Regions from separate parts of the Mus musculus genome. Here all the other regions are linked to region 1. A link is a loop called in an ENCODE intact Hi-C map of the cell type or tissue named here. Cell type or tissue: heart. All regions are shown on one strand. Region 1 holds the start of Gm9968 (predicted gene 9968). Region 2 overlaps Zbtb20 (zinc finger and BTB domain containing 20). Region 3 overlaps Zbtb20 (zinc finger and BTB domain containing 20).

What was found. Peaks named below come from ENCODE experiments on the same cell type or tissue, not always from the same donor. Only the 100,000 strongest peaks of a DNase experiment are listed, where the experiment ranks them.
Region 2: a loop joins it to region 1, with 1.9 times the contacts of the local background. A loop is called at or near these places in 3 of 42 quality-filtered maps.
Region 3: a loop joins it to region 1, with 6 times the contacts of the local background. A loop is called at or near these places in 6 of 42 quality-filtered maps.

Annotation. Positions count from the first base shown.
Region 1 is chr16:43,358,562-43,366,561 of GRCm38, reverse strand. All of the region lies in intron 4 of Zbtb20 (zinc finger and BTB domain containing 20), which reads right to left. It overlaps Gm9968 (predicted gene 9968), which reads left to right and starts at 2,896. Exons shown (of 2, transcript NR_167988.1): 1 at 2,896-2,999. In heart, no CTCF peak of the experiment used is centred here; DNase peaks (open chromatin) are centred at 2,641, 3,531, 6,251 and 6,791; H3K4me3 peaks cover 1,098 bases; H3K27ac peaks cover 2,888 bases.
Region 2 is chr16:43,430,279-43,438,278 of GRCm38, reverse strand. The region is part of intron 4 of Zbtb20 (zinc finger and BTB domain containing 20); the gene reads right to left. Among named protein-coding and RNA genes, the nearest start is that of Gm15713, 14 kb to the right of the region's middle. In heart, a CTCF peak has its summit at 3,112 (motif pointing right); DNase peaks (open chromatin) are centred at 6,448 and 6,558.
Region 3 is chr16:43,299,997-43,307,996 of GRCm38, reverse strand. Zbtb20 (zinc finger and BTB domain containing 20) reads right to left here. Exons shown (of 11, transcript NM_001285805.1): 4 at 5,382-5,428. Among named protein-coding and RNA genes, the nearest start is that of Gm9968, 60 kb to the left of the region's middle. In heart, a CTCF peak has its summit at 4,586; DNase peaks (open chromatin) are centred at 4,316 and 4,616; H3K27ac peaks cover 1,123 bases.

The sequences.
Region 1 (8,000 bases):
TGAAACTATTCCCCAAATTTCTTCACAAATAGAACTTCTTCCCTTGATACTGGAGTGGCTAGAAGGCTGAGAAGCATTAGACAGTTTCTTAATGGGGCAATCAAAAGCTGGCTGCTGAACAAGTTCTTTCGTCTATAATTGTAACTGCCTAATCAAATAAATATAATATATAGGAAATAGTCCCATCTAAAACTTGTTTGCAAGAAACACATTTTATAACACATATATTATAAAAATATATTTTAAAACACAGAAATTTAATGAAATTTAAACTTTCAGATGAACACTGAAAAACAGAATTAGTAACAGTATGCTATAAAGGCTTACTATATAAGTATGGAAAATACTAGGTAATGACATAGTTGAATGCAACTATGTCAACTTATAAAAAGACATCATGTTCTCTCTGGTCACACACATGCATCTATCTATATATATTAATCAAAGTCTAACTTCTTATGTACATCAGTTCACCACAACATTTTTATGACCATATAGATCTTAGCAACTAAAAGAAAAAGTTCTCTGGCAGACTAGATTTGTAAAATATAATTTTTTGGGACATAACATTAGGTAAATGTGTTTATACTCTCTGCCTAAAGTTGCTTACAAATTTTTATGTACAGCCATAGTTCTTGAGAATAAATTGTTTCCAAGTGTTAATAGACAAAGCTGTCTTCAATGTAGCTTGTATAGACTGAGTTTCTCTCTCAGTGTATGTGGTTGGTGTGTTAGCAGAGACACACACAGGAAGACTTCCATGTAGCTCTGGATGGCCACTGAGCTCCATACATTTCTTAGGTCATGTTTGAAAGTTCAGAACACAATTTTATTGTTTAGCTTTGTAGAAAATAACAAAATAAATAAAAGTACCCCATAATATATTATATATATGAATAGTTCAATAATTACTAACATGGACTAACAGAAATGTAGTCTATCATACCAGGCTTTCCTTTCTGGCCCTAACTTATTGAAGCAACATTGTTTCACACCGAAAGCTAATCGATTTGATGAACCTTGGAAACTACAGGAGCTGTGCTAGGAAGTCATTTGCTCTAGAGGTCACTGACAAACCCTGGTGTGACTGTAGCAGTACACAGTGTCTGAGGGCACTTGGGACATAGGAGCATGCATGAGTTCTGTGGTTAAGAATCCAAATCGCCCAATATAGCAAACAAACTTCCAGAGCTAAGTATCAATGTTATACACTGAATCACTGTACCAGTTGGAGCAAAGGTAAATACACATAACAGATACATAGGAGATGCATCTGTAAAATCAGCTGTTATTAAAACATTTTCAGCCCTAGAAGAAATCTACTGGCAATGTGTTAATAGCAAAGGCAGCTAAAACAATAAAATGGCATTTCTTCCCAAATATTTAAGGACATTGAGTAAGGACCCCTTAGGCTGGGTTGTGGTTCTGGGAAATTTAAGCCTATGAGAACCATATTGGGAACATCAAAGACTCTTTCCCCTCCCCAAAGAGCAATTCACTTCAGAGGATGCCACATAGACAAATAATTTAATAGCCACCATGGGTTTTTTGTTTGTTTGTTTGTTTGTTTTTTGTTTTCTCTTTTTTTCCTTTAATATCTTAGAACATGCCACATACTTGACTTTAGAAAGGCGAGAAGGCACAGTAAGATGGAACATGTCTAGAACAACAACGAGCAGGGGCTTGACAGCAGAAGACAAGCCCACTCACCTGACATTTCACTTCTAAGGAGGGTGTGCATACCAAGAACAACACGTAAGGTCCCTACTGGCTATGACAGACCAGGCTGCAACCCCACCCCCACCCCATTCCATTCCTTTGACAACTTTCCGGAGCGTACTCAATCGGTCTCTTCTTATATTGAGGACAACACTATATTTGGGTTCAATATTGTGGAGACAATCATCAGTTTCCTTTGTCAAGACGATGAATTTCCCTGGAGCCATATAAGGAGTCTCACTGCATTCTTCTACTCAGTACCATGAGTACAGAAGAATAAAGAATAGGCTGTGACACATAAGGTTTTCCTGAAGTCAGATGGGGAGAGGCTCCTAACGTTTCAGAGCAGCCTCAAGGAAATGATCTCTAAAGGAAGAGTCCTCGCAAACTTTTTGTGGCTCATCTACTACAGATTTTCTATCTGGCTCAGCTAGCTGTGCACATGGCACAACTGCTCAGAACAGAAATGCATCAAAAGTTAGCAGAGGGAGAGAAACTTCAAATGAATAATTATTCCCACTTTCACTTCCCCCTCCCACCACCCTGAGCTCTTCCTCCCTGCCCCAGTCACTCACCTACCTTCCTCCTCCCACCAGCATGTTTGCTAGGCATGTCAAAGCTGACAGCCCTCTGTGGCAGCAGCACAAACCCTAGTCCTGCAGGCTGCTTCGAAGCAGAGCCTCAAGGCTCTGCCCTTGTCCAGAGTGCGCTCAGCTGTACACACTAAAACTCCTTACCACTCTGATTGTTTGGCAGGCTTTTTTAAATGTTTTTTTTTCTTTTAAAATACCCTTTATTTCCTGCCTGCCTCAGAGACACCAAGAATAGAATCCTTGATACATCAGAGTCTGGAAGCTCCCCCCCACTCACCAGGACTGTGGTTCCTGATCCAGGGAGTGACGGCTGAGAGTCACACAGTCTCTTGAGAGTGTCCAGGCCTGGCTGCTAAGCTCCCTGCTCTGATTAGTCTGTCGAGTTCACAGTGTTCCAGAGTGCTGAAGCACAGAAATTAGGGAGGGGAGGTGGAAGGAAAATCACTGGAGCCTCTTACGATCTAACTTCCACTAACTGAGAGGAAATGTCTTATAAATAAACAACAGCAAGAGAAACACACACCAAAAAAAAAAAAAAAAAAACAAAAAAAAAAAAACTATCCCATCCTGCCAGAGGAATGTACATTATTGTCTCCCGACGGAAAACTTTGCACCACACCAGAATGCAGCCATGTCTCCTGAAACTACCTCTCTTAAAACAGAAAGAAAAGAGACTCAAGAAGGGAGGTAGGGAAGCTTTTCTCATGTCCTTGAATTCTGTTGGGAAGTTCACGTGAGTTCCCAGGATACAGGCTACTCTAAGCAGTTTCACAGAGTCTGTGTTCCAGGGTTTCGTGCGGAGGCTGCTTATTAACAAAATTTCATTTCTGCCCAGATCATTGCTCTACCATCCGGACATTTTCAGAAGGGAAGTTCAGGGAGGGTGTGGGGTGGGGGTGGGGGTGGGGAGAGGGTGCAACTGTGGAGGAGAGGAAGAAAAGAGGACAAAGGGAAACTCCTGATGACCCAGAATGCCCTAGCCATAGCCAAGAGCCATGAGAAGCAAGCCCCCACCCAACACCGTCCCCTGCTTGTTGAGGACTTGACGATGGGGTTGTGTGTAATCTACTTACTCTTTCTGCTCGGGAGGCTGAGGTTCCTACATTTCCAGCTCATGCTGGACTGTACCGTAAGCAACAAGTGAAATGAGTTCGGTGAGCTCATTCTAGTCCTTCGACTCCTGTCCACATCACTAAGCGACTGCACAGCTTGGCACAGGCCAGGATGAGTCAGCAGTCTCTGGTCATGAGAGGCCAGGCCTGGAATAGCATTGGGGTGTGTGTGTGTGTTGGGGGTTGGGGGGGGGGGGAGGCAGGTCAGGAGCAAAATGAAGCAGAAAGCCAGCCTAGATGGCAGGACTCAACTGTGTAATATGCAGGATACTGCAGGTCACAATGAAAGAGCCTCATTAGCCCTGGGGTAAAGAATATAAAACTGCAGAAAGAACGGCCGTAAGAACAAAACAGACTCTGAAGGCTAAAGCATGCTGGTTATTATTACTACATGAGCACCTATTTATTCATGTGCTGTAAGTTCAAGTAAAAACAGGTAGTTCCATACTATATTGTTTTAGCATTCTGATATGTTTTCCAATTGCTAAGTAGCAAAACAAAAAAGCAAATATAGCCGTTATATAGAGAAGTAATATACTCTATAAAGTAGTTGTAAGAGTAACTGATACATCAAGGATGGATATTTGGGATGACTGCATCCTTTGTGTAGACACAAAATCATTAAGTCTACATCAAGTCTGACAGTAGAAAAGAGCTGAGAGGAAAGAGACACAGCAAGTTCAATGGTGCACACAGGGAGCACTGCATCGCGTCTAGTTCTACCCAATACGTATAGTATCCAGGACTCTGTTAGACAGTGACCGCCAGGATTCCGAAGCATCACTCCTGTGCTGTACACTATAATACAGCCAGAGGTAAGCCAAAAGAAAGGAGGGGTAAAATCTAAGTTAAAAAAAGAAATCAGTGATGGAGAGGCAAGCTGTGCTATAAATCAACTGATGAAAACTACCTAAAACAGACAGAAAGATACCAATGTAGGTAAGGCTCCTGAGCGGGAGACTGGGAACCCTCGACACGGAAGGGGAAAGTCCGGCTGTGGTTTGGAGCTGTGTAGCATGGGAAGCAGAATGAGCCTCCAGAGAAGAAAAACACTAGTGAACAACTTGAAGTTTGAAGGGGAGCCGCCAAGATCTAGAACACATTCTTAGCTTTTAGCTCTCAGAGGCACAAGGTTGTGTCTGTTAAGAAAACATGTATGACAGGCTATGTAGCTTCTGTCCCACAGCATGTCAGTAGAGTATCCTATCACATGTTCAATGAATTTCCTAGTCTGTTTCCTTCTCTTTGAAAGGGGGGTGACCGTATCATCCTAATTGGCGTTATAAAGGCTGAGTTGATGTTTATCTATTTTTGTCATGGTATGTCTGTCTGACGCCGAATACACCAGAAACTACTATTATCACTAGCATCACTTATCACCCTTATGTGCCCAGTCAGAGAAGCTCTGCCATTGGTGTCCCACCAGATTGAGTAGAACCAGAAGAAATACTACAGGAGATCAGTTGGATGTAGGGCTTACCATGCTGCTTTGAAGAGCTTGTTTTCATGTGGGATTTTCAGTGTTACAATGTGAATACGGGGGATGCTGATGATCTATTATGTGAAAACCTTGATTGGGGAATCCATGTTATCAAAGGAACTGGGAGCCTGACAGTGTCTAGTAACCAGAGGCCAAAAGAAAAAAAAAAATGAGGGAATTTTTAGAAGCTACTCCAAAAGCAACAGGATAAAAGTGCTATTGGCCTTGACCACATGATGAGGCTGTTTTACCAAAGGGGAAAACTTAGTCCAGTTGATTGTCCCAGCCTAATTGATTAATTGTGGGTCTGACCATCTGGCTGATGAATGCTGACACCCAGCAGTGATTACTGTGTAACACAAGTCCGGATGTGCTCTCCATGATGCCTCCCACATTAATGGTAACACTGACCCCCAGGTTAGTTTATTTAGGCCTCTTGGCTCAGTCTCTTCATGGAACAGTGGTTGTGGCAGGGAATATTTTACTAGACCTGGTCAAGCATATCTTCTTCTCCTGTTTCAGTGGCCGCTCCTTTCCAATTCCACCCCGATCCTCTCCTGAGCCCTCTCGCACATAATCGGTTTTCATGCAAAGCCCTCCATCTGCACTTTTCATCATGTGGCCGAGGCTCTCATCTCTGGTCGCTCTATTGTGAAGAAGGTTGTTGGACTGGCCTGCAAGGGGAGCCCATGGAGTCCTTTTCACTGTGTTATCTGGACTGGTTTACTATCACTTACTCATATGGTTACAAAACAGAAATTATTTCATCCAAATCTTGAAACTGAGCTAAAGTTCTACAATATTTCAATTCTGTATGAAGATTAAGAGAAGATAATTCTTACATCTTAAAGTTATTTGTCATTCTTAGATGTGTGCCATGGATAGGAACCATCCTTGTCCTGAAACTAACTTGAGATTTCAGGGAAGCATTTCTGAGTTAGAGAAACTGTATCAGGCTGAAGAAAATAGCAGGGTACAGTAAGCGTGCCACCTACAAACCACTCTACATCCGGACACAGCATGTACGCACAATTCCCTGGGCAAATCAGATTTGAACACATGCAAACTTTAGATATTACAAAAAGTTTATTTTCTTCTTCATTCTATTTGGTGGAGAGGTAGGGGACAGTAAGCCCACAGCAAATGGCTTGAAAAGCTTGTGTGAGGAGTCACAACGGACAGTCATCCTTTCTCTGTTCTTTTCCCATCCTGATTTCTACCTTGAAATCATCCGTCTCCTGGTCTCCACAGACACTGAACTCCTCTGTGTTTGGGCTGTATTGGTGTTAATTTTCAGCAGAGAGTGGTAGCAGCATGCTGAAATACAGAGTTCTGTGTGGGGAGTTGGGAAATATTTTTGGCATGGCTGTCAGTAAACAACTCTGTATCTTGGGCAAGTCAAGTCCCTTAACTCCCCATGTCTCAGTTTCTTCATTGAAAAATGATAGGGTAGGACTGCATGAACTCTGCTGTTTCTGCCAACAGTAAGATTCTATGGTTCTATAGCTCATTTCCCTTTTTCTCCCCTCTGGCATCAAATGCTCAACAACTCTGCATAAAATAATTTTTCTTTTTCAGTTACTGAAGGAAAAATATCTCCTTCATTTACTGCTGGGCATTTTCTATTTGTACCCCCTCTTTCTTTTTGATGTTAGATATTTTGAGTCATAAACATGAACATATTCAGATAGATGCTTTAAATTTGAAGGCATTTAAGGAGAATAGCTTTCCCATGTAGAACATTTAGTATAGCTCTGCATGGAGGAAGCCAGCCATCCAAAGTGGAGCAAAGGGGCCAATTCACAAATGAGAGGAAGCCTTTCATAATAAGAGTCTCCAGGCTCTTCAATTTAGATAAAGCTCAAATGCTATCAACTCCCAACTACGTTTCCAGTCAGCCCCAGACACCATCACAGACACTTAGGACTACAAATCTGAGGACCAACGCTGGCAGGGATGCCGCTCTTATTTCACCTCCACCATCCATTGCCAAGTAGGATTTAGGATGGCATAGTAATAAGAGCCAAGAGGACAATCTGTCATTTATTTTCCTCCAAACTTTTTGAAATTTCCCATTTGGGCTCTGTTTCCCAGTTTTAATTTGGTAACTGCCATTTTTCAGCATTTCTTTTAACAGGTTACTAATAATTTCTGATACAGGATCTCATATTTCATTTTCTGCTGCTAGAACTTGCTGTTAATATTTCATCTGCCTTCAACTCAGCTCAGAATAAAGGCTGCTACATTTTAGATACTCTGTTAACACTTAGGTTCTGGGAATTTCATCTCCAGAGTTCACTTAGTTTATCCATATCTGGTTAAGTAACAGGTTGATGGTACAGGCAGTATCTCAGGGTGTGCTGCTAAACATGTTGCAGATTCTTGTGGTAGCTCTTCTCCAAATCTCTGACTGAGAGACTGAAAATACCCTATTTGTTTTCCAAGGTAACTTATGATTGGCTTTTGGAAGCGGAGTGGTTTTGACAAGCTGTGGCTCACAGAAAGTTCTAGGTTAAATTTTTTGTTTGTTTGTTTGAAATTTGCTAGATATATCACCTGTGAGGCCAATCTCTTTTTCTATTTCAAGAGAGAGTCAAAGTATACATCTGTATTGCTATATGGATCCAATAAATTTAACTGCTGAAGATTACTGAATTCTCAATAAATAATAGCTATCATTAATAATTTATAAATTCACATTATATAATATTGGATTTTGACACATTTTCCAAGGTCAACAAATTAATCCAGATTTTTATTTTTTAATAACAAATTCACTGAGAACTAGAGTAAAATCCTTTAAAGTGTAGATCAGTAAAGTCATATGGTCAGACAGTGTTTATAGCATCACCGTTTGCTGCCTTTCTAGCTAACTAAATTCTCAAAACATTTTGTTCATCTAATATCCAGGTCCAATCTTAGTCTGACCTGTGAGGACATATGGACTTCCTCCAACCCTAAGCATCACAGATCATTTTAATGTTACTTCGGAGTGTATGAAGCAGGTTCCATCGGAAGAGAAAAAACACATTGCAGTAAAGAACTATTAACACTAATAGGTGACTAGAATAAGGGGAGAATACCTTAGAAGAATTA
Region 2 (8,000 bases), 72 kb before region 1:
ATTATTTAGAATTAGAGAAATGATTAGAATTATTTAGAGAAGAAAACAGATAAAGCACATGAATTCAGCACACCTTCTCAGAAACATTATTCATGAGTATAGGAGGTGTGGATGTGACACACAAGGATGAGGACACTGAGGCAGGGGTGCACAGATTGCCTACAGTTGTGGGGACAAAAAGCAGAGGCTGTGGGCACTGATGTGAGAGGGGATGTTTGCTGGAGAGCAGGTATGTGTGAAGTTCCTTCTAGCCTACCTGCTTTTCTCTTCTCAGTGAAGGGGAAAGGCAGGAAGGGCAAGGAAGGAGACTGCAAGCTGGACAGAGGGAAAGCTGTGAAATACTCTTGTAGAGATGCAGGAAAAGACGCTGTGGGCAGCAACAAAGGCCACTTGCAGATATCATGAAATTTAAGGGAGAGTGGTCTATGTGCTTGCTTTTGGCTCTAGCAGAGTCAAGGTGGCATGTGGGCTTGGATCAGGGTGGGTGGCTGGTTCTGATCTCTACAGTGAAAAGCATAGAGCTGTAAGAGAACAAGTGTGTGAGGTGTGTGGCCTTCAGAACCTCAACTACACAAGGAAGTGAGGATATGAGAGCCTCTGGACAAAATTAATAAATTAAGGGGTCCTATGGGCTTCAGAAATTGTTAATAGGGCTAACAGAGAGATTGGGCTGTGAAGATGTGAGGTAGTAATTGGAGAGTGGATGCCTGTAATTGAGATTATGGGCAGTTGTAATTATTAGTAATTAAAATGTCAAAATTACAGCCGCAGCAATGAGAATCTGGAGCGGGGTAGAGGGCAGATCACGAGAGTTCAAGGAAGCTACTGGATTAGTGAGTAGTGGCTGAGTGAGTGATGATGTAACCAGGAGGCCTGGTGGGAACCCTGAGCCTTTCTGGCCTCCTCAACTCTCCATCACTTCCCATCTTTCTAGTGTCTGCAAACTTTAATTTTCCAGAGTCCATAGCTATAAACACACCCCATCCTTTCTTTTCTTTAATCCATTTCTTTGCTCCCTCATTTTTGTCCCCCACTCCGCCATCCATGCATGCCTCTCTTTATGGTCACACTGAGCTGTTCTCGGTGGCACTCATCGCTATGTGAAATGATCATTTTAGCATATTTGGTTTGTTTGTTTTTTTCTCTTCACTAGACTATAAGTTCCATTAGTGGGATGGAAGACAATATACCCTCAATAAGTACTTCAAGAGTGAATGGCTCATGACATACTACAAGCCCGTGTTTCCTCAGGTTCACATGACAGCCTCATTTAACACCACACTGCTCTCTTCCATTCAGGGCATCCATCTTACTCGGCGGTCACCTCCTGCCCCAGCGTATTAATTTCTATCTTTAAAAGTTTCATCAAATTAATTCTGTCTCTTCCCCATACACGAGTTCTGCAAGGATAGCTTTCCCATCCCCATTCTGAGGCCTGCTGATCAATTCTGACTTTCAAGTCCTGAAACCCCTGCTACCTGCTGCCTCTCTTTCCCAACTGCTTCTGGGTTGTTAATCTTCCTCTAACTTTGAAAATATTCTTGTCTTTAGGCTCAAAGATATAGCTTTACATTTATGGTACAACTAATAAGAACTGCAGACAATGCCAATGGATAATAGATGTTAAATAACAAAACCAAAACCAACCGCCCTGTGGCTTTACTTGTTAGCTTTCTCCAATTCTGTCTTCAGCAGTCTGATACATTCTACTTTTTTATTGCCCTTTCCCTTTGCCCCTATCCAAACCCGAGCATCCTTTTGCTGTATCAATACCTTCCTCAGGCCCAGAACCATGTCCTCTGTTTGCCGTGCAATTCCTGGCACAGCAATTTCCTCATTAAATTGTTGTTCATGCCACTGTTGCTCCTGGATTCTCTCGGCAATTTTAGCATATTAAGAACATAGTTGCCAAGATCATCTTCCCCCTTGGTTTTTAGCTTCTATTTATTTTTAATATACAATTTCCTGTCTGTCAAACTTTATGTATCCTCTTGGAGTTTCTTTTCCTGGCTTTGTCACTGGCCTGGCTCTTCTCTTTCCTCCGTATCAGTCACCACTGCTCAGTTTGCTCTTTGTCTCATTCGAGAAAAATCAATCAGCTTTCCTGCCTTCTTCTAAGCCTTCTTGTATATTTAGAATAGTTTCTCAAATAATATAAATTTATAATATTTATGAATAAATGACACAATGCCAAGATATTCTGTCTTTTCTTTCAAATAACATCTGAAGATGCACCTGTACACCCGAGTTCTATATTTAAGCTATTGAATAAGTACCATCCGTCCATCTGTCTTCATTCTGTCTTATGTTTTACAGGACCTGCTCAAGGGTGGAATTTGAGGCCCTGTGGACTGCCTGGGATAGTTCACAAACTGGCCTTTGCTCTATACACTTGTTTCTTTGACAAATAATAAATAATAATAGTAATAGCCCACTGTGAATTTCTGCATTCTATTCATAAATCCCTGGAAATGAGAAAACTAACAACCAGGAACCACAATAGAAACAATGAAACAAAAGTAACCTCTTACTGGGTTTTGTTACAGTAACACATACTTCCAAGGACCTATATTCTAATAATTACCTGCTTAATTCATTTGCAAATTGTTCCTTTGCCAACACTATGTATAATATCAGATGCCTACGTGGCTTACAGGACAGGGAAAAACAAGCAGAACATTACAGCTATGTAGGGGATCAGAGAAAAGCAGCAAATAAGAGGTTTACTCTGTTGGGTGCACAGTTTGTAAGAATTAGTCTCATAAGTAGAGCTACTTGACAGAGTATCAGCCTGGTCCCCCACATCCCCTCCTCCCCGCTTCCACTTTCCCACTCCAGATCTTTCTGCAATAATGGAAGACTTTCTTTTTGCCTTTTTCTTATTCCAGGTGGGAAGTGTATCGTTTTGCATGAAAAAAAAATCTGTTTTTCTTGGGCATATAACAAATGGTCCGACTGAAGCTGCTGAATGAAAATGGCAATGTGCTTAATGAAGGAGGAGGGAACTGGCGTTCAAAGGGCAGAGAGCATCTCTGTGTCTGCAGATGAGCCCCATTTAAATCCTTTTCAAATGAAGACCAGAATGTTAGGATTGTCCTGTTTCTGCAGTGGCCACTAGATGGCAGGTCCAAAAATCTCACTGGAGGGTAAGTGGGCCATGCAACTGACAAAGCCAGCATTGGTTTCTCAGAAGCCAAGGCATAGGACAATTCCACACTGCTTCTGCGGGTGGAAGTGATGGATGCCCTTTGGTATTTAGGATTACAGAATGTTGTCACCAGATACACAACCAGAAACAGTAGATCTTTAGATAGCCATTATCAGGTGTTCTCAGAGTTGGCTTTTTGAACGGTCACCTGATTTTACTGGTCTTCTCAGTATCTTACCATAATCCTAAGGATATAAAAGAATAGTTGCCAAACTTGCCTCATGAAGAACAGACTGATGGGCTGTAGCAGGGTTGCCTACACCTGCACATTGTTTAAGAATACATACACTAGTTACCAATAGCTCTAATTTACTATTATATATGTTTATTTCATATAATGGAGGCTGACCATTTAGTCTTCTTGTTAGCTATTTTGGAAAAGAGAATGATCCAAGAGATCTTGAATCCAAGAGATCTGTTTAGTAGACGAAAACAATTCTAACTCATGATTAGAATGAAAGAAGTTTAGAATAACTTCTGGGTAGTAGATTGTGCAGTTTTTAATTTCCTTACACTGCGACATGAGAGTCCTCAAAGCTGGTCTTCTAGGTCTCTATAGGAAGCCATCCTTGCGCCAATTATTCTGAAGATGGATTGAGACTTTTCCTTTGAACTTTTTTTGTTGTTGTTGTTTATATTATCCTGATTTTAACTACGTGGACACTGAGTACTTTTCTTATCTTTTAATTAAAAACTGACCTTATGATTTTTTAAAAGTAGAGAATCATAAGCTCCAAGATAATTTATTATTCTCACTAAAGAAAATGTGTTCTAAAGTCAAATTTATTTTTGTACAAAAGCTGTGACATGCATTTTGATATACATTTAGGCATCTATGCCAATTAAAATCCTGTAACAATAAAAGTAACACAGACTCAATTATAGCCATGCAACTCGCCTGTCAGTCACCTTTTGTTCTCTTCTCTTTGAAAATTTAGGTAAAAGAATAACAGTAATATGTTGATTTTATCCATCCTTGTTTGTGGACATAAAATGTCGACATAAGACGAAAGAGAGAGAGAGAGAGAGAGAGAGAGAGAGAGAGAGAGAGAGAGAGAGAGAGAGAGAGAGAGAGAGAGAGAGAGAGAGAGAGAGAGAGAGAGAGAGAGAGAGAGAGAGAGAGAGAGAGAGAGAGGGGAAGGAGAGAGAGAAACACGAACACATACACTGGTCTCCAGAATAGAATATAAAATGCATCCCCCCTTAGAATAAGTATGTTTTATATTTATTTATACCCTTAGCATAAATTTCATACTAGCACCGATGATTTCCATTAGTTTGAAGGTAGGAATTAAAGTAAGACCAAACTAATTTATGATGAAATTCTATGGTTATTTCTGCAAAATCGTGGTAAAATAAATGCCAACCTTCTTCTCTGATCACAGAAAGCACTGAGTAGAGCTTAGAGCCCTGGGTTTGCTCTCGTTTTAACAGTGACTCACTGTGTCAAATCTAGAGTCCATGACCTCCTTGGGTGCCTCTCCTCTGAAATGAGAGTGTTTTAAGGTGAATACCTACAGTTCTTCTCTGCTTTAATAAATGCAATATCCAGCTAAGTAAACTGCCACGCATGGCAGATCCCTTTATCTCTGAGACTGCATGGCATTTTCAGATGAGAGAGGAACACTACTGTTATGGAGCTTATATGAAACCTACGATGACTCTACAGCCCTACATCTACACAAAGGGGTGGGGCTGGAACGGGCTCCTCCGTTGCCACTCCCTTCTCATTCTGTAACACCCGTATGTACTTAATTGTCTGCCATCCTAAATCCTACCCAAGAGGCCAGTTCTGGTCCTTAGGCAATTGTTGACTATTCCAAAGACCTTTTACCTTTCTCTTGGGCATGCAGGAAACCTCCTTTCCCCAGGCTTCCATGAAAACAGAGCCTCGTGACCACATTCTGGCCAATGGAATCCTGGTGGAATGATACATACTGCTCTGAGTCTGGCTCAGAAAAACTTTTCTCTGTTGTTTTCGTTTTCTCTAGTCTTCTGTCTGGATGTAATACTCAAGGTTACTCTAAAAGCCATGTCCAAGAGATGATGGAGTCTCTGCCAACCTGAATCCATGATTAGTTTTGCATGAGCAAAACAGAAAGTTCTATTATGTTAATCCACTAAGCCTTGCAGGTTTATGTATTAGAGAATCTAATATTACCTGAAGTAAGAGCCCTCCTAAACCAGACACACTGGTTCTATTCCAAGAGACCATTTATGTCTCACAATGATTTCTATCATGTTTTTTTTTTTTACTTATATGCAAGAGCTTTGTGTGCAATAAATGCATTTTATTCATTCTCTCCAAACTGTAGTTATTTCAATGATTTCAAAATAGAACATAACTAGTTCAGAAATTACAGAAGGTAATAGAAATAGTTTTGATTAAAGAGTACCATAGCTATTTGTCTTACTCTATATAAGTAGAGGATAATATTATTTTTACACTTATTTTTGGTTTGAAAATACACTGTGGTCACTAAAGCAACTTAATATATTTTGTATACTGTTTCCTAACAATTTATCTTTAAAGTACACACAGAATTATTTCTAAAAATTAGGACAATAGCAAGTGAAAGAACATTAATTGAAAAAGGTAAGAACTATGAGTGTACATAAAAAAGGGGTGCTTTTAGGGCAAGGCTTTTGGATCCCTTGCTGTGCACGCGTGCACCCCACCCCCACTAATTAAACATTAAAAAATGGCAAGTATTTTAGTAAAACAGGCTTCTACCACCTATGAGATTCCAGCTCCACATTCAAGCAGAACAGTGCTCTTTGGGCATGCTGTGTCAGTGCGGGCGTTCTCCTTGCTGAAGGTGGCTATTTCTAGTTTCAGTTTGATTCAAGCTTACCAGTGCTGTGCCTGAGGCAGTTAACCTTCGGTTCCTTATCAACAGTGGCTGATTTTTTTGTTTTTGCCTTCTCTCTTGGATCCTTTCTTGTCTTCTCTTTGGCTCTTCTATCCTCTCTGCTTCCCAAGTACTGAAATGTTCTAGTTCTATTCCCAGGAGTTTTCCCTTTAAGCTTCTGCTTGGGTCACCCTGTCCATTCTCAGGACTTACCATGTGGTCAAAGGCAGCTACTCTATCCAAGACCTTGCTGCAGAGCTTGAGCTCTGCAGGACCTGTGGCATCTTGAGTAGTCCAGGACATCCTTAGCATCTGACAGTCACCTTAAGGGCAAGTTCCAAAGCAATACAATCTCTGCCCTTCCGGAGCACATCACTCTTCCTTCCCTATGTTTTCTTTTCCCTGAGGATGACATCAACTTAGAAGTAGTACTTGGAAGCACATTACTGTGCTAGACACAAGTTAGCGTCATCTGGAAAAAAGAAACTGATAAGTGTCCCATCAGACTGGGCTGTAAGTGAGTCTGTGGAACATTTTCTTGCTTAGTGTTTGATGTGGGAGGGCCCAGTTGACTGTGAGTGGTCCACTCCTGGGATGATGGTCTTGGTTTATAGCAAAGTAAGCTGTGTGACCAGTGGATAACAAGCCATTAACCAGCACTCCTTCATGGTCTGTGCTTGTACTAACCCCTTGGTTTCTCTCAATGATGGATTTGGATCGGGATATGTTTGTTTACAGTATGCTATCACAGCAATAGGACACATAGTAGGATAGTTAGTTTCTCTGCTGTGTCTCTTACTGGAACCAGCCATAAAACCCTAGTTTTATAGTGTTTTTGAGATGTTTAGTCTAAGCTTAAGGATTAGGGAAGTGGGAGACAAATTAAAAATAGGATTCTTAAACCCTATGTCAAATATCTACTATTCTGAATTTCTTGCACAGACTATGTTTTTAAAAAAAGACCACAAGTACAGAATATAATGAAAAAAGTTTTTCATATCATTTTATGATGCCAGCATTCCATTAAAGCCTGCACAGAACCTTAACATCAGTTGTAAGATGGTATGTAAGGTGTGTAAGACTCTTAGACCAGTCTCTCATATTTGAAACACATGCTCTTCACCCTAATTCTCATTATCTGAAACCAAAGCAAGCAATGACAAGGAAGGAGTTTTATGAGGTAAATGGAGCTGTGCTCACTGATGGCCCTTTAGTAACCTTTGTGAACTGGAGTTTTAAAAGATGTCTTTATTGTGCATACCTCATGAAATTCTAGGGTTGTGGGTATTGCTCATTTTGGAACAAAATGGAACATTTTGGAACTATGGGCTCACACTTAAGTAATATATTTTTCTTTGATGTACAAATGAGGCTGCCCCTATTTAATAATTTGTTTTGGTTTCTTAAAATTTACTCTTCAGTGTTTTCCACAATTCTTCAACATTAGAAAAAAAACCCACTGTAGCAACCAGGTCCCTTCTTTTTTTCTAACTGTGATATATTTATCATCTATTACACAGACCTCCTCTGTTGCTTCTTCCCTATATACCACCAGCTCTAACATCTTAAATTTTCATTTGACATACTGCTTACTTAAATTATTTCATGTGTGTTCCCATCCATGGAAATTCATTTTTGTGTGACATAAATCCCTACCCTATTCTATTTCACAGTAATAAAACTTTATACGGAATTGCCAGAGAGATAGGTAACCAACCACGCAGTTTAAATTAAGTGCAAGATACACATGTTTGAATATTCTGCTTTCTGTTTTAGATGTGTAGAGACAGGTCCTGCTTGTATTTGAGCATCCTGTCATCTTTTTCAAACTGGTACTCTTGCTTAAACCTAGGAACAATTTTCTCACTTTGAGTCAAAAGTAACGTCTGCTATGCACAAAAGGCACAGTTATGAAATAATATGTGTGTTAAGTAAATCTC
Region 3 (8,000 bases), 59 kb after region 1:
TTTTTTTTTATTTATATGCTGCAATGAATAAAATCGTATTTAATATATAAAATGAATTGGAACAAAAGAAAATGATTCACATTTCTCTAACAAAACCTTCATTGAAATACTAACAAATAAATCAATACAAATTTATCAAAAGGATGACTTGGAGACAATCTTAGAGATCCCTTTGGCCTTTGAGTTTTGATTTAATTGTGAGGAAACTGTGAATTTTTATTCAAGGGAGGGTAGGATAAGTCATCTCAGAAATAAATTCAGCTCTAACAGACCACAGACCTATCATATTGTGATTAAAAAACTGTTCTCCAAGGACTTGAAAAGTATCTGGTGTTTTGTCCTAGATTCTGGGCACTTTGTGTGAGGACTAACCAGATACTGAAGTCATGCTAATAGAAGAGGGTTTGAAAGAACTGTGATATTTGTAATTGTAAGGATATTAACATGCTGTATTTGATAATATATGATAAATACGGAATTATTTCTCTCTATCATTTTCCTAGTAAAACTGAAATACACTTTCTAGAGTCTAGGTCTTGATGCAATCAAGAGAATGAGACAATCTAGAGAAAGTGCAATGCTGCCATTGTAATTATCTTTTATAAACAGCTTTCCCTCATCCTTGCTTTATGTGCAGTATCTACAACAACAACAAAAACAAACAAAGGACATGATTAACCAATCAACTTGTTTGTGGACAAAGAAAGAAAAATAGTTAAGGGCTAAAAGTCTTTAAATAATTAATTCCAAGAGTCCTTACTCTTAGGATTGAAAGGTTACAAGATCTCCATGCTACAAAAAACATTAGATGAATTCAGAGTGGCTATCAAATACCCAGAAAACAAGCTGTTGGCATATATCATCAAAAAATCAGAAATATTTCTACAATGAAGGTCAGAACTCATAGAAGCAGTTCTCATGGGAGTCTAGAGGGGCCTCTGGAGCAATCTCCAGATGGATAGCCATTTCTCAACCATCTCCCGTTCAAACTGTAGTCTAGTCAAAGGGAAGAATGGGGATTCCTCCTCAGCATCCCGATGTGAAAGGACTGTGATGAGGATATAAGAATCTCTTTAAATATCTGCTTTAGCATGGATTTCATTCCTCTCTCCTCCCATGTGACAGAGAATCACAGGAGTTATCTTGGGGAAGGAATAACATAATTTTTATCCTCTTGTCCACAATTGCATAATATATGTTTAATAAAAACTTCCCAGAAAATATGCCAGTTTCATGGAATAGAGAGGCTCGGCAATCTAAATAAAACCTTCTACCTCCTTTGGCTATGATTATCAGCATCTTTAGGCTTAAAAATCCTGTCATGCATTTACAAAGGATCCCTTGCATCAAAATAAGGAGAGTCATTCAACTATAATCATGAGCTTAGTTCAGAGAAAGAGGTAGAAAGTGGATTGCTACTTTATTCTTAGTGTTACACATAAGGTCACAAATACAACAGTGACCCAAGAAGCCACACATAAGGAAGAAACAGGAGCTATTTTTCAAGGCGTTTTTCAAACAGAACTTTTATCAGGCTCAGGTGATGAGCCTACTGATCTGTTGGGAGTCACAGTTACTTCTGAGATGGCTTCAGCTACTCTTTCTAGAAGAAAATACTATCACTATTATTGATAATTATTACTATAACTGCAATCATGATGAAGTTTTGGTGGATAACTTGAGTACATGGTATAATACACAAACAAGAAAGAATCATGGTTTCTCTGTCAAAGAAATGTACTTTACAGTTCATGTTTATGACAGGAACATAGTACACCATCACATGTAAGGAAAAGATGTAAATAAATGACCATAAGGTGCTGTTAGTATCCATGTTAAAATAACGACAGGAAAGTGAGTTGCTATAAGATATGGATACTTTGCAACTTTAAAATAGTACAATTGCTTGTTACTGCTTTGTCATACCTGCCTGAATTCCATGGCACCAGGGCACACTTCAGCTCTTTAGCTGATATTTTAATGGTGGTGATGTCAAACCATAGTAGAGGAAAATAAATGTTCAGAAGACAGATGGAAAGAGAAGAGATAGAAACAGGAAAAGAATTTGTATTGTTTACACATGCACAGGAGCAGTTTCTACAGATGCTCTGTTTGATTGGATAGTTTATTGCTTGTGTTATTACTTTCTTTTTTCCCCGTGTGCTTTTCCTACCAGCTTTGGCTGAAAATATTTTGTATGTGTCCATTCTGTAAGCCATCATATTTTTTCTAGAGATTTAGTGTGGTGGAGAAATTTTTTATATCTTCTCGAAGGGTTAGGCACATCAATATTCCAGCCACTCACTTTCGAGGCCAATGGAAACTGCACCAAAGATTAAACAGGCCAAAGTAACACATAAATTCAGTTTCTATGGATGCAGTGTGTACTTGCTCACATCCTGAATATCTGATGAGTTCAAAACACCTGTTGGCTAACACATCACCACTGAACAGTCTCTGGCTTAAAATTTAGTAAGTAAGAAAGGAAAACTTGCAAACAGGTACTGTACACAAATCCCAATTCAACACATCATTCAGAATGTATAGAGCTCTTTTGTGAAACTTGTGTTCTATCTATGGAAAAGTGGCTTGTAGATGTTTCTCTGGAGACCTTGGGACAACCAGAGTAATAAACACAGGCAGTGATGTGCAGCGGATTATTTCCTCTCCTTGGATATAAAGCTGTATGTATAAAATTATATAATGTTCCCCTTTTCAGATTTAAGAGTCCCATGTAACTACCAGGTGCTTTCCTGTTATCAAAAAAGCCTTAAAATCTATACACATTTGAACGGAGCACTAAGTTAGGTTTAAGTACTTTGCTTTGCTCTATATAGTAATGGCTTAAAGCAGTTTAGAGTTCTACGTGGTCGGAGGATGAACTTTTTCTTTTACTTCAGATGAACAATTGCATATAATACATTGATATGTTCAATGATAAAGATAAGTGATACTGTATAAGTCTGCTGTGCAAGTTATCATCCTAAAATTGAGTTAAGCAAAAAGATCCCAAAGAAAACCGTTTGTCTCAGAAGCCTATCTAACGTTAGAGTGGTCTCTTCTCCAACCCCACTGTCCTTTGGCTAGCACATGTGCCTGAGGGTGCTATGGCACAAGCTGCTGAGATATTTCCAGTCAGTTGCTACATATGAGAAGACATGAGGCCAAGACACGAAGAAGAGAAACAGTGTTCCATATAATGATGAGAATTGCTTTTCTGAAACTTTTAAAAACATCAACATGTAAAAGCATCCTAATGAACCAGAAATATTGGCTAATTAATTAACTGTCATGATATCTGAGTTTTTCAAAATAACAAGGCAATACAGTGGGAAACTGACAGGCCACAGGTTAAGCAGTGAATGAGCCAGATGATGAATGCACAGGAGTTCATTACCGTAATCTGCCTACATTCATGGATTTGAAAATTTTGAAAAATCATCTTAAAATATATACTTCATTTGAACTTTCAATCATTTATCCATTATTTACAGACTGATTCACACATTGTTCATATGCAAGGGACTATAGAAATGGAAAAAGTAAAATATAATGCTTTTGTGGGCATTTTGATTATAGGAATAGAATTTATTTATTTAGAATGTCTATAAAGACTTTGTAACTAAATGAAAAATTCTTAAGTTAAATTTTTAAAAAAGGAACAAAAAAATTACAGAGGAATTCCAAGCACAGCATATTCGAAAACTATGTCCTCAGAAGAAAATGAGAGTTAGAAAATGTATCAAATAGGTATTAATGGTTAGATTTAAATTATAGATATAATTATTTTAATTTTTCTTCATTTTACTCCTATGTATTTTTCCAAATTATTTTTAATGAACAAGTATCATTTTTAAATGAAATAAATAATTGTTCATTACTAGACAAGATGTGCTCCCTCCTCTAGAAGGTTTCCATGTACTAAAACAGAGAAATGCAAGCACACAGCACTGCCCACTCCTTCCCTCCGCCCTGTATCTTCGTGCCTGAAAGCGGATACACCCAAAGGCCAAGCCCATCAACTTATACTTCATCTGATCACAGAAACAGAAAACACTGGGGAGGAATCTGCTTCTTTTGCAAGTCAGCCATAGTGTGGAATTGTGGCTTTTCTGTGCTGATATCATTTTGTGAGTAATGCTAAGAGAGAACAAGTTAAAGTTACCAAGTAGGCCTGTTCATTGTGCCTCTGGGCTCCCACTCAGAGCAGGTTTACCTTGGGTAGCAAAACAAGTAAAGCAGGGAGTCGGGGCTGGGGACGGGAGAAAGAATAACAGTCCTAAAGCCATGGCCTTCGGTGGCAAGCAGGACACGCTCAGGGACAGAGATAGAGTGGTGACAGAATTAGAAACAGTAACGGTGACAACTATGGATCATGTGCAGGGAGCATGGAAATTCCCCACAGAAAGCTCTGTCTCACCCTAAGAGATGATTTTCTTCATTTACTGCACATTCATATGAAGTGCAGTCAAGAGTGTAACTTTAAAGGTTTGGATGACTCTGCTGTTTATGACTAAACAGGACTAGAGTGCCAGGCAGAAGAGAGCCAGAAGCCAAGCGAGGTGTTCCTTCCCTCCCCCTCCCTCTGGAGCACATTTGTCATTACAGTTTACAGCCTGCCAGCCTCTAGCAAACTCAGCTCTTTCTGGCTGTCTCCTACCTTCCCATCCTGCCTTGCTCTCCTCCAGGCACCTACTACCAAGACTGTTCAAGGACACAATGCTACACTACCCTTCTAGAAACTTCACATAGTCTCACCAGAAGACAAGCAGCCAAACTCTAAACCTGTGTTTGCATTATCTTGGCACTATTAATTTCCAGTAACAGACATGTTTATCTGTAGCTCCACAGGCCGCTCCCTTTTCTTCTTGGGGATATATGCAAGTGTGGCTATGTCTGTTTTTAAGATTCAAAAGAGGCAAATACATTTCAGATTTACAAAAGATTATATAATATAAACCAGAAATTCAAAGAGACAAAAAGTATGTTTGAAAGACTTCCTGTGTGTTTTCCTAATGTCAAAATGACTGCATTCTCCACAGGGAGCATCAGGCGCTATCTTCACCTTATTCTGTTTCTGTCTCTATAGAAAAATTTATTTCCAGAAAGACCTCCAAACAAGTCCTTTAGTTTTTCCCCCCATGTCTACTAAAGTCATTCAAAATGTTTACCAATATTGTGATATTGATTCTTATTCTTTTATATCTTATCAGTATCAAAATACATTCTGTTCAAATTTAATCTTGTGGTGGTAAATTCACTACAGCCCCTAGATTTACTTCTTGTTTGTCTGGAGTTGCTAAACTTGATATGAATACACTTTATTTCTTTGGACTTCAAAATTCTGGCCTGCAATTGAGAGACAATGAAATCTTACTTACCAGCCAGCAAGTTGTGTGAAATATTCAATTGCTGATGATAAAAGAGTCTGAAATGGAAAAGGATACCATAAGTCTTGGTATGTGTTTCACCTAATATATGACAATATGCTAATCACAGAAAAGAATACACTTGTCCCTCCCCTGGGACCCTGGCTTGATCGTAGAAAGTAAAAGACGGTTCCTTTGGGAATGAAATCACAATTAGACCCTACTGACTGGTGACTTGGTGAGTGCCTGAATATTTAACTTGATGATCACTAACCAGATGCAGCCAGTAATAAATGATCTGCTAACCCTTTATACAATACACTCTGTGTAGAGAAAGTTCAGTTTCATAGTTAATTATTGTGATCTGCTTAAAAAATAATCAAACTTTTGGTCACTACAAGGATTTGTAGTTCTGTTTGAATTTTACTGTACTTTTCATTAAACATTTTATAAATATAAGCAAACTGGTCTCTCCTTGCTTTGGGCTGTTTGCTAACCATGTTCGGGATGTTCAGTCTTGTGACAGTGATGGCAAAGCAAGCAATGGACAGTGTACGCCAGCTTTCATGACACTTCATCAGAGTACTGGCTGGACTGTCCTTCTCTGTTTGTTTTGTTGTTGTTGTTGTTGTTTTTTGTTCGAGACAGGGTTTCTCTGGGTAGCCCTGGCTGTCCTGGAACTCACTCTGTAGACCAGGCTGGCCTGGAACTCAGAAATCTGCCTGCCTCTGCCTCCTAAGTACGGGTAGTAAAGGCATCCGCCACTACCGCCCGACTTATACTATCCTTTTTGACTACAAATTAATGTATGGTTTTATATTCCAAGCTAGGTAAGAGAAGCACAAATGTGAACTGAAACCTTTAAAACTTTTATGCTATGTCACAAAATAATAGATTGAAATAAAAATTAACATTAAAATATTTTCAAATGTGGAACAAACAAGCTCCAATTGTTAGATAATCTACAGTTTAGAAACTGCTAGTCCGATAGTACACACCTATTAATATTTCTACATTGTATTTCTTATTAATTACCTTAAGAATACAGAAGCTACAAGTGGCTTTCCTGGTAGTCACCCAACCTTCAATACCAGCACCACAATGACAATCTATAGAAGATCAAATATAACTAAATTACTCCAAACATGACTCAGAAAGGCCTGAAGTTTACCATGCCACAAATAATGAAACTGTACATGACAGAGTCATTTTATAGGAAAGGTTCTACATATATGAATGAAAACAAAATTAATTATCCAGAGAATATAAGAAAAGCCCAAATTCAAGGAAGTCTGTGGTAGAGCTCAAGAGATGTGTATTTGAGAGCCAATATCTCACCCACATGCATATGAAATTTAATGAAGATCATTCAGGTGGCTTGCCAAAAACTATGTTTTTAAAATGAGCCTCTGGAGCAATCACCACTGAAAAGAATCTCTAGGAAAGATGTAAAACTGACTTCTGAGATTTGAAGTTTTTATAAAGAATGAGAGCAACTATCCAAGGTAGCTCGGTTGGTTAGATCACAGCAGCAACACAGAGTAATAGTAGACAATAAGCTCTTCCATATTAAAGAGGATGATGTCTCCATTGCTAGATCTGAGACGCTCCATTTCCAGTTTCTTCTGTCCCTTTCTTTGCATGGTGTACACTTGCCTGGACAGTGTTCTGGGACGGCCAGTGAGTCTCCCCAGCATACCAAAACAAATATTTATGAAGCTGCTACTTCATACAAGGCACAAGCAGGTAAGTGTTTCTGTCTGGAAAGCTGTCTGTGACTGAGGACCTTGTTCAAAAATTAGAATGTATTGAACAATGAAAAGAGAAATGGAGTTGTAAGGGTTGTGCAGGACTTAACAAATATCAGAAAAAAATTAAAACTCTTCTGCTTTGCATGGCCCAGCTGGAGCAAGTTGAAGTTTGCCAGCCTTGCCTCTACTTGAGTCCTGCACTGTAAATGAAAAAGTACATATAGCCTAGATGTTTCCACGTGCTGTGGTCACAGCTGACAGGAAGGGCTGAGCAGACTTGCTTTCAGTAAAGTGAACTTTAAAATGCAATCCTGCGTACCTGTGGTTCAGTGTGAAAACCCACCAAGCTAGAAAGCGAAGGTATCTGACTGAAGGAGGGAAGAAGATGTTAGATTTTTCCTTCTGCTTCTTCCATGACCAGATGTCTACAACTGTTTTTGATTCCCTACAAATATTGACTCCCTTTATGGGTTTTAGTTTTTCAGTTTAAAAGTATTATTTGAAAATTAGGGTATTCAGAATAAATTCCTGTGTATGTTCAGAAGAATAACTTGGTTACAGGTTATATAACCAATTATATAAAAATTGCATTATAAGGAATCTACTTTCTGTTTTACCAAAACACAGAAAATAGTTATAAAGCTGCTCTGTGTATCAGGCACAACTTAAGTAATTCTTGTTGGACAGCTAAGTCACTGGCTAAGGCACTTGAAACATTACTGTCACTACTGCCAACAGCAACAAATAGAGATGAGGGTTGATATATTTGATAATATTGTACCAATATGCATTATTGCATATTGGAATTCAAGATCAGCCATAATAGTCTTAGAGGAATATATAGAAAAATATGTGTGAATATAATTTCCTGGCTAAACAC